Linked DNA regions of Homo sapiens: region 1 is linked to region 2. A link is a loop called in an ENCODE intact Hi-C map of the cell type or tissue named here. Cell type or tissue: prostate gland. All regions are shown on one strand. Links, peaks and the distances in the headings refer to the core of each region. The heading gives the core; the rest is flanking DNA. Region 1 overlaps SETBP1 (SET binding protein 1). Region 2 overlaps SETBP1 (SET binding protein 1).

Region 1 (4,396 bases), core at 197-4,196, 50 kb before region 2:
GGGTCTGCATCTGCTTACTGAAGGCAGGTAATCCAGAAAACAAAAGAAAAAGAAATAAAAATCAAGGGGTTTCTCTTATAATGAAATATTTTGTGAAGCTGTATGTGGAGCACCATGCATCCCAAAAGACCTCTTCTCAAAAAAAAAAAAAAAATGCAGCCCCCAGAAGGCAGTGTTGGGGGGCCAGAGACCTCCACGATCAGGGTTGGGAGAGCTGGGTTTTCTTCCTAGCTCTGCAACCGTCTGTAAGCTGCATTGGCCCACGGCTGAGCTGAGTTTGGACAGGTGGGGAGAGGCTAAAGGAATTGGGGGTAGTTAGAGAATAAGAAAATGGTTGTACTGATGAGATGAGTTAGGTTAATGAAAAGCAGAAGAAAAAAATAATGTGATACTGAGGGAGGAACTGGGTGGTGGAGAGAGGAAGCTGAGTAGGTGACTGAACTTGCTTCCACCTCCAAGCAGCTGTTTAGCATGCCTCAGCTTTGGTCCTCTGCAGTATTCCAATCTATTCCTAGGGTCATACAAGTAGAGGATTCGAATTTAACTCACATGACCACTATAGACCAGAATTCACGTGTAAGTTGCAACTCTGCTGTTAAATCTCCTGAAATATCTTTCAGAGCTTTGGAAATTCTAATGTACCCCAAAGCTTTTTTGGAATTTCTCACCTACTAGAGGTTAATGTCAAGTAAACTTTGGGTCCTTATTAAAGAAGTTTGCAGAGTGCCAGCTCATCTTCCTCTGCAAGAAGATTGAGTCTGCTTATAGACGTGGTTGGAGAGATAGTACAACACAGGAAGGAAGAAGGGCAAACGAAAGAAAAAAGGAAATGATTTCAAAACCCAGTAAGAAGAGAAACCTCTTTATGGCTGAATTGGAATGAAAACGTTGCTGTTTTATAGCAATGGTGGGGTGAGAGGGACTAATTTAAACCTTCCTCTCAGGTGACTTTGGAACCACTCAGATAGGGCTTGGGAATGACGAATTAAAAATGGCTGCTTTGATTTTGCTGTTCAACTTGCGTGAAATGCCAAAGGTCAACCAAGGTCACAAACTGAGTATCTAGGATATAAGCTTTAAAGTAGAGGGGAATGCAGTCCTTTAAACTTACATATTGCTAGGATTAAATGCGATTGAACTAGTGGGCAGCAAATGATGTGAAGTCCATGGTGACAGAGCACAGGAGTATGACTACGTGGGTAATTTCAACCAACTCTTGGTGCCATAACGCAGCAGTAATGTTTGCAAGCATATTAACTTGGAATTTAAAAATTTACTCACATAGATACCCCATCACTTATTCTTTTATGTTGCCAACAAAAATCCATCTCTCTCTAAGGAAGTAATATTGTGTTCCGAAATGATAATACAATTTCCAGCTGGTCCCAACTTCCTGTAAAGAAACTTAATTTGGAGGTAAACCAGATATTCTAATTCCCATTAGAAAATTTAATTCTCTCTCTCAGTGTCTCTTTCTATAATCTACCATGCCAGGTGTTTGATGTCTTGGGGAAGGTAAGAGGGAGTGAGGGAGGAAATTGAAAATACTTATTTGAAATTTCCACAATCTGACTTTTAGAAAACATCTACGGAAATGGAATTCTTCATATTCATTCTGAGCCTGCTTAACATATTTTATTTGGGCTGTGGAAATGGATAATAGAGATGGAGTATCTGTCCACGCTAAACCAATGGCTAGAGTACAACTTGGATGAGAAATGTACAGCTGAAATTGACCATTTAAAAGACGATTTGTCACACACAGTTTGCATCCATGCAGACTGATAGATTTATAATTACATTATGTACAATAATGTTTTAGTTTATTAAGGCAACCACAATTTGGATACTTTGTCCAAGGTGGCTTGATAAAATTGAAGTGGTGATACCCTTTGAGCATTTTATTTATTTATTTTTCCAGATAAGAACACTTACTCCCATTTGCTTTTAAGAAATAATTATCAAGGGATAATGGACTTCTATTGTGTTTTTGTTTCCTTTTTTTTTTTTTTTTTGAACAACCTATGACAATTATTTGAATGAAAAAGATCAGGTACCAAGGCATTGCTAGACACTTGTCTTTCTGGTGGGTCTGGGGTTTCAGTTTTTGGTGGTTTGTCAGTTACTCTATTTGCTGTGGGGTATTTAAACCATTTTATTCTGCCTATGCTCTGCTGACATGTTTTAAGTATAAAAATAGCCTGGTTGACATCTGGGTCAACATATCCTTGGCTGCTCTGCATCACTTATTAAAAAGGTTTTATCAATACTGAGTATGTTTCACAACGATTGGGATTCAAACCCAGGTTCTTGGAACAGCATGCCAAGGGTGAACTTTACAGCACAGGTTAAGGATTACTTTATTTAAATGTGTACCAAGAAAAAAAAAAGGCAGCAAGTAAGTTAATGAAAAGATATATGGAAGTACAATGGGCAAAGGAAAAATAGGAATAGACAATGCTAAAAATCAGTGTATGTGCAATAGAAGAGGCACACAGAACATGAATGCGGGTCTGAGGTCGCCTATCACTAGAATTCCACCTTCTGATCACACAATTCCATCGAGAAACTGTACGGTTAAGGGAAAGATTCAGGTCACCTGAAGATGACGTTGGTACCCCAAAGCTTAGCAGAGCTTGAAAATCAAAAGAAATAAAAACCAATTAAATGGAACGGGTTACAGCAATGCCAGTTGAGCAATTTGCAGCTTTTCTCCCCTTGGAATGTTTCCTAATTGAGGGTGTTTCCCTTTCGATTTTCCTGGCCAGCAAATGAAATCGGGAGTCGAGGGCGCACCTTGGCAGCGTGAGGTCAGGAGAGTGCCACCAGCCTGCTCCTCCTGGGGGCCTTCCGCTCGCCTGCGGAGGATCCAGCCGTACTGAAGCGCCGCGTGGTGGGAGCTGCGGTGAAGCTCAGACAAGCTTCTTCTGAAGGTGTCTCCCTGCTTTGCTTTCCCAAGAGCTCCTGATGGCTCAGCCCCGTCGTCTGGCCGGATTCTGCCTGCCCGGCTTCTGGAGAGAAGGGCGTGGGTGTCCCTGCAGCGGGGGATTCCGCCCCCGCCCCGGCTCACTGCGCTTCCCACGTGTCAGTTCCCTAGGCCCCAGGTGCAGACGCCCAGACCCGCCCTAGGGAAGGACCTCGCTCTCACTCCCTCGGGACTTCCTCTGCCTTTTGGCTTTCACCTCCTCTTCCTGGGGAAGGGGCTGCTGCGGGGGCGACTGCTGTGGGGGCTGAGCGGGGGCCTGCGGTTTGTGTTTCCTCTTTCCGCCTCGGGGGGTCTTGGGTAGAGGGGGTGGCGGGGGCAGGGGTGGTGGCGGCGGTGGCGGCAGGGGCGGCGGCGGTGGCGGGGGCAGGGGCGGCGCCTCCCGGGCCATGTGGATGACCGCCTCGATGGTGGCCATGATGGTGTCTTGGCTGGCGGCGGGCTCCAGCACCAGCGGGCTCAGGCTGGGCTTCTGGCCTCTTTTGCTGGGCAGGTCGATGCATTTTTCCAGCACCGGCATTTGGTCTCTGGAGTCCTCATCGAACTGGGTGGGCTGCTTCCTGGGACGCCCGCGCCTCTTCTTCACGAAGTTGTTGCCTGTTTTTGATTGTCTCTGCAGCCGCTTGGCCTTCAGGATCTTGTTCACGTGGTCCAGGTTCTTCTTGGTGGACAGGATCTTGGTGTAGTTGCACATCTTCCGCACTTCGCACTGGATGGCTTCGATCTCCCGCCGCTTGAACCTCTTCTTCAGGGAGGAGCCGACTGCGGGAGGGGAAGAGATAAGAAATTGAGCACAGGATGCAAGGTGCCTTCAACTCAGCCTCTTCACTGACAGCTAGCATTCTACTTGGCTATAAAGATTATAGAGAATTAATGCTATGGGTATGTCTCCGTGCCCAAGATGCATTATTCCTTTTTCTTTATTAAAATAAAAACAAACATTTCTCAAATATTCACTGTGCATGCAAAGTACTTCTATTGACATGATTTCAGTCCTCCCAACAATTATGTGAAATATTGTTGCTTCCGTTGTAAAGATGTGGAAACTGAGGCTCATACTGTGGAGGTAAACTGGCCTAGAGCCGTGGGACTCAATGGCAGAATCACAATATAAATCTTCCCATTATTTCTCTTATTATATAGGTAATTTTGTATTCACCTTTTTGACATTTGATCCGATTCAATTTAGCAAAGGATTAGACTTTCTCTTTTTGTAGGTGTTAGATGAATAAAAAGGCACGTGGGCCTCCATATCAAGCAGATGTACTATCGATCTCATAGAAGAGATGCCTTGGCCTGATCAAGGATAAGAATATGTAACTGAACCATTTTATTCCTAACCCTTCTCCACTGACACAAGGAGGCTTATTTCCTGGAGCACTCTAGTTATCATGGCATCATCTCGCTGTGCTT
Region 2 (4,396 bases), core at 105-4,104:
GCTGAAGGGGTCCACACTCTCCCCCACCACTTTCTCTATGGGCTGGGTCCTGACCTTGGTGTCACTTTAGGGCATGGGCTCTGCTCTCTTCCCTGGGTTTCTCAGTTGCACCCTGGCTTAGCCCGCCCTGCTGTTCTCCTAGACGCTGTGGCTGCCATCCTGCTTTCTAATGGCAGCTGCAGAAATTACATTCAATCATGAGTTTTCCTAAAATAGTGTATAAGGGAAAACCTCCCCCACCCTCACCAGCCCCGTTCATATGAAATTCGGCAACAGCTCAAACTAATTGTTTGCCTCTAGAAAGCAAAATAAAGTAGCTGGTCAGCTCTATCATGTACGGGCTGTATTTTCTTTTGTTGTTTGTTTTCTTTCAGTGATGCTAGGGTGGATTGTCTGTTTAGGAAGGAACCTCCTTGTGGGTGGAGGCTGCATGTAGGACTTTTGGCCTCAGTTTTCTGAAGTGTAAAATGGTAATACTTCTTCTCATATGGTAATTATGAGGACTGAATACATGTGACATCTTGTAAGAGCATGTAACTCAAGAACAGAATATCCCCATGACTAAATGTCAAATCTCTTATCCTTCTCTCTGTAAAAGAAATGATTTATGGGCATATGTATGTCATACTTATGATCTATTTTTCTCTGTTCACCCCAAGATAGTTTCTATAACACAATTTTGCCACTGACTCCCTCCCTCATTGCCTTTTATCACACATGTGCTTGTTGGTGTGAAACATTGATAAAGGTAGATGCACAGGCATAAAGTGTAATCCAATATTCTTCTCTTACTTCTCACAAACACGTTTGTGAGATGTTTAGACATCTCTAAAAACCCTCTGACCTTCTGCCAGTTTTATCAGGCTTGGGGCATGAGTGGATGTTTGGAGGCATGCTGAGGGTCACCCGAGAAAGGCAGGTGCATGTCTGTTGTATTTTAAGGCCCTGCGAAAGGTTAAGTGTGCTTCTAAGCACCTTATACCTATTCACTGTAGTTAGGTTCTTAGGTGAAGATTTCATGGTGATGGAGGTAAAGGTAGATCAAGACCTAGGCAGCAGTTGCCAATCCATAGATCTGGCAGAGGGGGCAGGTTTCTGAATTGGGGCCAAAATGTGAGATGGCCTGACACACCTCACCTGGTGGAACAACCCATCTTGCCCAGACCCCTAGAGTAGAGAGTGGAAATACGACTTTTGAGAAGTTGATTTTATTCTAGTACCTTGATACCTACTCCATCTCATTGTTGAGGCTCCCCCTCTTCTGCTCTGGCCAGGTTTGGGGTCATTCCTTTCTACTCACTGTGCCTTGGACCCCGAAAAATCTAGGGCAAGTTGATCTAGCTCCAAGAACATCCTCCCCAAGCCCTGGCATGCTCGCCACTGATCAGGAATCCCCTGATGTGGAGGCAGAGAGTCCGGAGCAGGCACCCCACTGGCTGTTTGAAGCATGCATTCCAGTTCCTGAAACTCTTTATCTCACACACTGTGCTGGTAATAGGTATAGCCAAGACTTCAATTGCAGGTACATCATGCTAAGGCACTCTCTAAGACCTTTTCATGTATTATTTAATTATTAATTATTATTTATTTAAATATCATTTAATACAACAAGTCTATTTGTTGGAGCATTATATTCATTCTCATTTTATGGAGGAGGAAACTGAGGCACAGAGAAGGTAAGTGATTCACCCTTTATTACCACAACTAGTAGGTGGTAGGGTCAGATTTTGAATGCATGCAACCTGGCTACAAAGTCTTAACCACTAAACAATGCCATACGGTCCTTGTTTCTTGACCCTGTCAAGAATCAGACATTGAGTTCCCTCGATGTTTTTGTTTCCTGAGTGTGTGCCAGGAGGAAATTCAGCAAGCCGTCCCTAGGCCAGAGCACTTTCCCAGTTAAACAACAGCATATTTATTAATTTATTCCATTCTACATGAACCTGTCTCTGGCTGTATGGGCTTAAATTGAAATGCGCTGCCCTGATCCAACAGCAGGAGGATGTAATCTGAATTATTTCTCCCTTGCTGGGGAATGTGCCCTGAGTCACCAGCACAGATTCCTCCTCCTTTGCTTCTTTCCTGCAGGGTGGCAGGTCAGAGCTAGAGGAAGTCTGTGGCCCACAAACTAAACCAGTCCTAACTAGATGGCCTGGGCTGAAACCGATTCCTCTGATCTCCACCTCCTTGCTATGGACAAGCTTTCCCTATGAAGCTCAGCTGTTTCTTAATGGATGGGCACAGGCTGTTTTACTACCTCCCTCAGCCTACATTCTGGCTGCTGATTGTACAGCAGGCACTGGCTTTCCACAGCCCTCCCACCTTGGAGAATTTGAGTCCCAATGCTCAATGATTCATTTTGCTGTACTGTCTCAGAATTCAGAATTTTTTTTTTTCTGCCGAACATCCTTTGCTTATTGAATGAAAGAGTGAATGGATTATTGAATTAAGGCAGAACCTGAGAAGAAACCAAGTTGTTTAAACACATCTGTGTATTCCCAAGTGTCTTGGACACCACATGCCTTTTCCTGAAAGTAAATTTAAAAACACAGCAGAAAGAAACATGGTGGGTGAGTTTTGTCTGTCAACCACAACCGTCAGAGCTTCAGACTTCATGTCAGGATTGGGGATGCCTGGGAACTGACACAGGGCACAGCCGCTCAGTGGCTGCTGCTCAGAAACAGTCAGGGCTGGGTGTGGTGGCTTATGCCTGTAATCCCAGGACTTTGGGAGGCCAAGGCAGGCGGATCATGAGGTCAGGAGTTCGAGACCAGTCTGGCCAATATGGTGAAACCCCATCTCTACTAAAAATACAAAAGTTAGTCGGGCATGGTGGCAGGCACCTGTAGTCCCAGCTACTTGGGAGGCTGAGGCAGGAGTATTGCTTGAACCCGGGAGGCAGAAGTTGCGATGAGCCCAGGTCACACCACTGCACTCCAGCCTGGGTGACAGAGCAAGACTCTGTCTCAAAAAACAAAAAACAAAAAAAAAGAAAGAAAGAAAGAAAGAAAGAGTCAGAAACAGTCAGATATAATCCTAAATGGTCTGTGTCTGTGTCTAAATGGACTCCAGCTCTACAAACAGGCCTTTGTTTGTTTGAGAGCAAATTCCCACTGGGCTGAGGCAACCGGATTTTCCTAGCATCCTTCGTGGTGTGTTATCAAAGGTAGAGCAGGTAGGCAGGGTGGGGCCAAGGAGGTGAGCTCTGGGTCCCCCCATGTTATCTCAGCCTCCAGGAATGGCAGGAGGCTGCAGGGCCTGGGGCTGGCACAGACTCAGCATCCTGCTCTCTACTGTGCAGACACCACGGGGCTCAACCTGGAGTTTGTGTGAGGTGGTTGTGAGCTTGACAAAGCCATCACCTTGCCTTTCCTAAGTACTGACTCTACTCCTGTCGCCTTCCAGGACTGCAGTGCCAAGTGTATTATGCATGTATTTTAAAACATTTGACTAAATCTAGGAGTTACAAAGTATAGCTTTATGACATGGCTATACTCTGTAATGGTGAAGTCTGGGCTTTTAGTGGTAATTTTTCATCCCTCGTCCCTCTCCCACTCACCCACCCTTTCAAGTCCTCAATGTCTATCAGTCCACAATCTATGTCCATGTGTACATATTATTTAGCTCTTGTTTATCATAGAGAACAGGCAGTATTTGACTTTCTGATTCTGAGTTACTTCATTTAAGATAATGGCTGGTAGTTCCATCCATTTTGCTGCAAAAGACATGATTTTATTTTTTTTATGGCTGAGTAGTATTCCATTGTATGTGTGCATATATACCACATTTTCTTTTACTTCCTGTATTTTATGATGCTTTGACAAATCCTGCTGATCCTGGAGAGATGGCTCCTCCCAGGGCTAGTGAATTCCTAGAGCTAGCAAAGGACTCCCTTGAGAATGCATCTTTCACATGCAAAAGAACCAATCCAGAGCCCACATCTACCAACCAGTTCCTTTATGAGGCTCTCACAGGATGAGTCACTATTCCCCACACTCACACCACCCCAGGGCAAGGTACCAGACAACTGGGGGCAATCTCTACACCCTGGAGGCCCCTGAAATTATTCCGACTAGCCAATCCGAAATCTGCCTCCCCAGCCTCCCCGATTCCATCCCATGATAACCACAATACAGGTTTTTGTCCCCACTTTCCCTTCATCCTTTTGCCTCTTGATTGACCTAGTTCTTCCCCCAGTGGCCCTGCCTGGTGTGCCATGCCTCCTGTTCCCAGGAATACTGTGAGTATAAAAAACTCTTCCTTCATGACGGTCATTCCATAGTGCATCTCTTACCATATATGATTCAAACAAATCCTGACTGCATTGTATCACACCAGGATTCTGTCTGTCTCTCTTCAACTCCCCTGGGTCAAGCCTGGAGAATTATGAAGAAGT

Evidence for each region. Hi-C counts contacts between places; a loop is a spot of excess contacts. Peaks named below come from ENCODE experiments on the same cell type or tissue, not always from the same donor. Only the 100,000 strongest peaks of a DNase experiment are listed, where the experiment ranks them.
Region 1: a loop joins it to region 2, with 1.8 times the contacts of the local background. A loop is called at or near these places in 2 of 110 quality-filtered maps.

What each region holds. Positions count from the first base shown.
Region 1 is chr18:45,062,428-45,066,823 of GRCh38, reverse strand. It overlaps SETBP1 (SET binding protein 1), which reads right to left. Exons shown (of 6, transcript NM_015559.3): 6 at 1-3,745. The coding sequence ends at 3,126. Among named protein-coding and RNA genes, the nearest start is that of MIR4319, 94 kb to the right of the region's middle. In prostate gland, for the core only: no CTCF peak of the experiment used is centred there; no DNase peak of the experiment used is centred there.
Region 2 is chr18:45,012,030-45,016,425 of GRCh38, reverse strand. All of the region lies in intron 4 of SETBP1 (SET binding protein 1), which reads right to left. Among named protein-coding and RNA genes, the nearest start is that of MIR4319, 44 kb to the right of the region's middle. In prostate gland, for the core only: a CTCF peak has its summit at 2,086; no DNase peak of the experiment used is centred there; H3K27ac peaks cover 1,623 bases.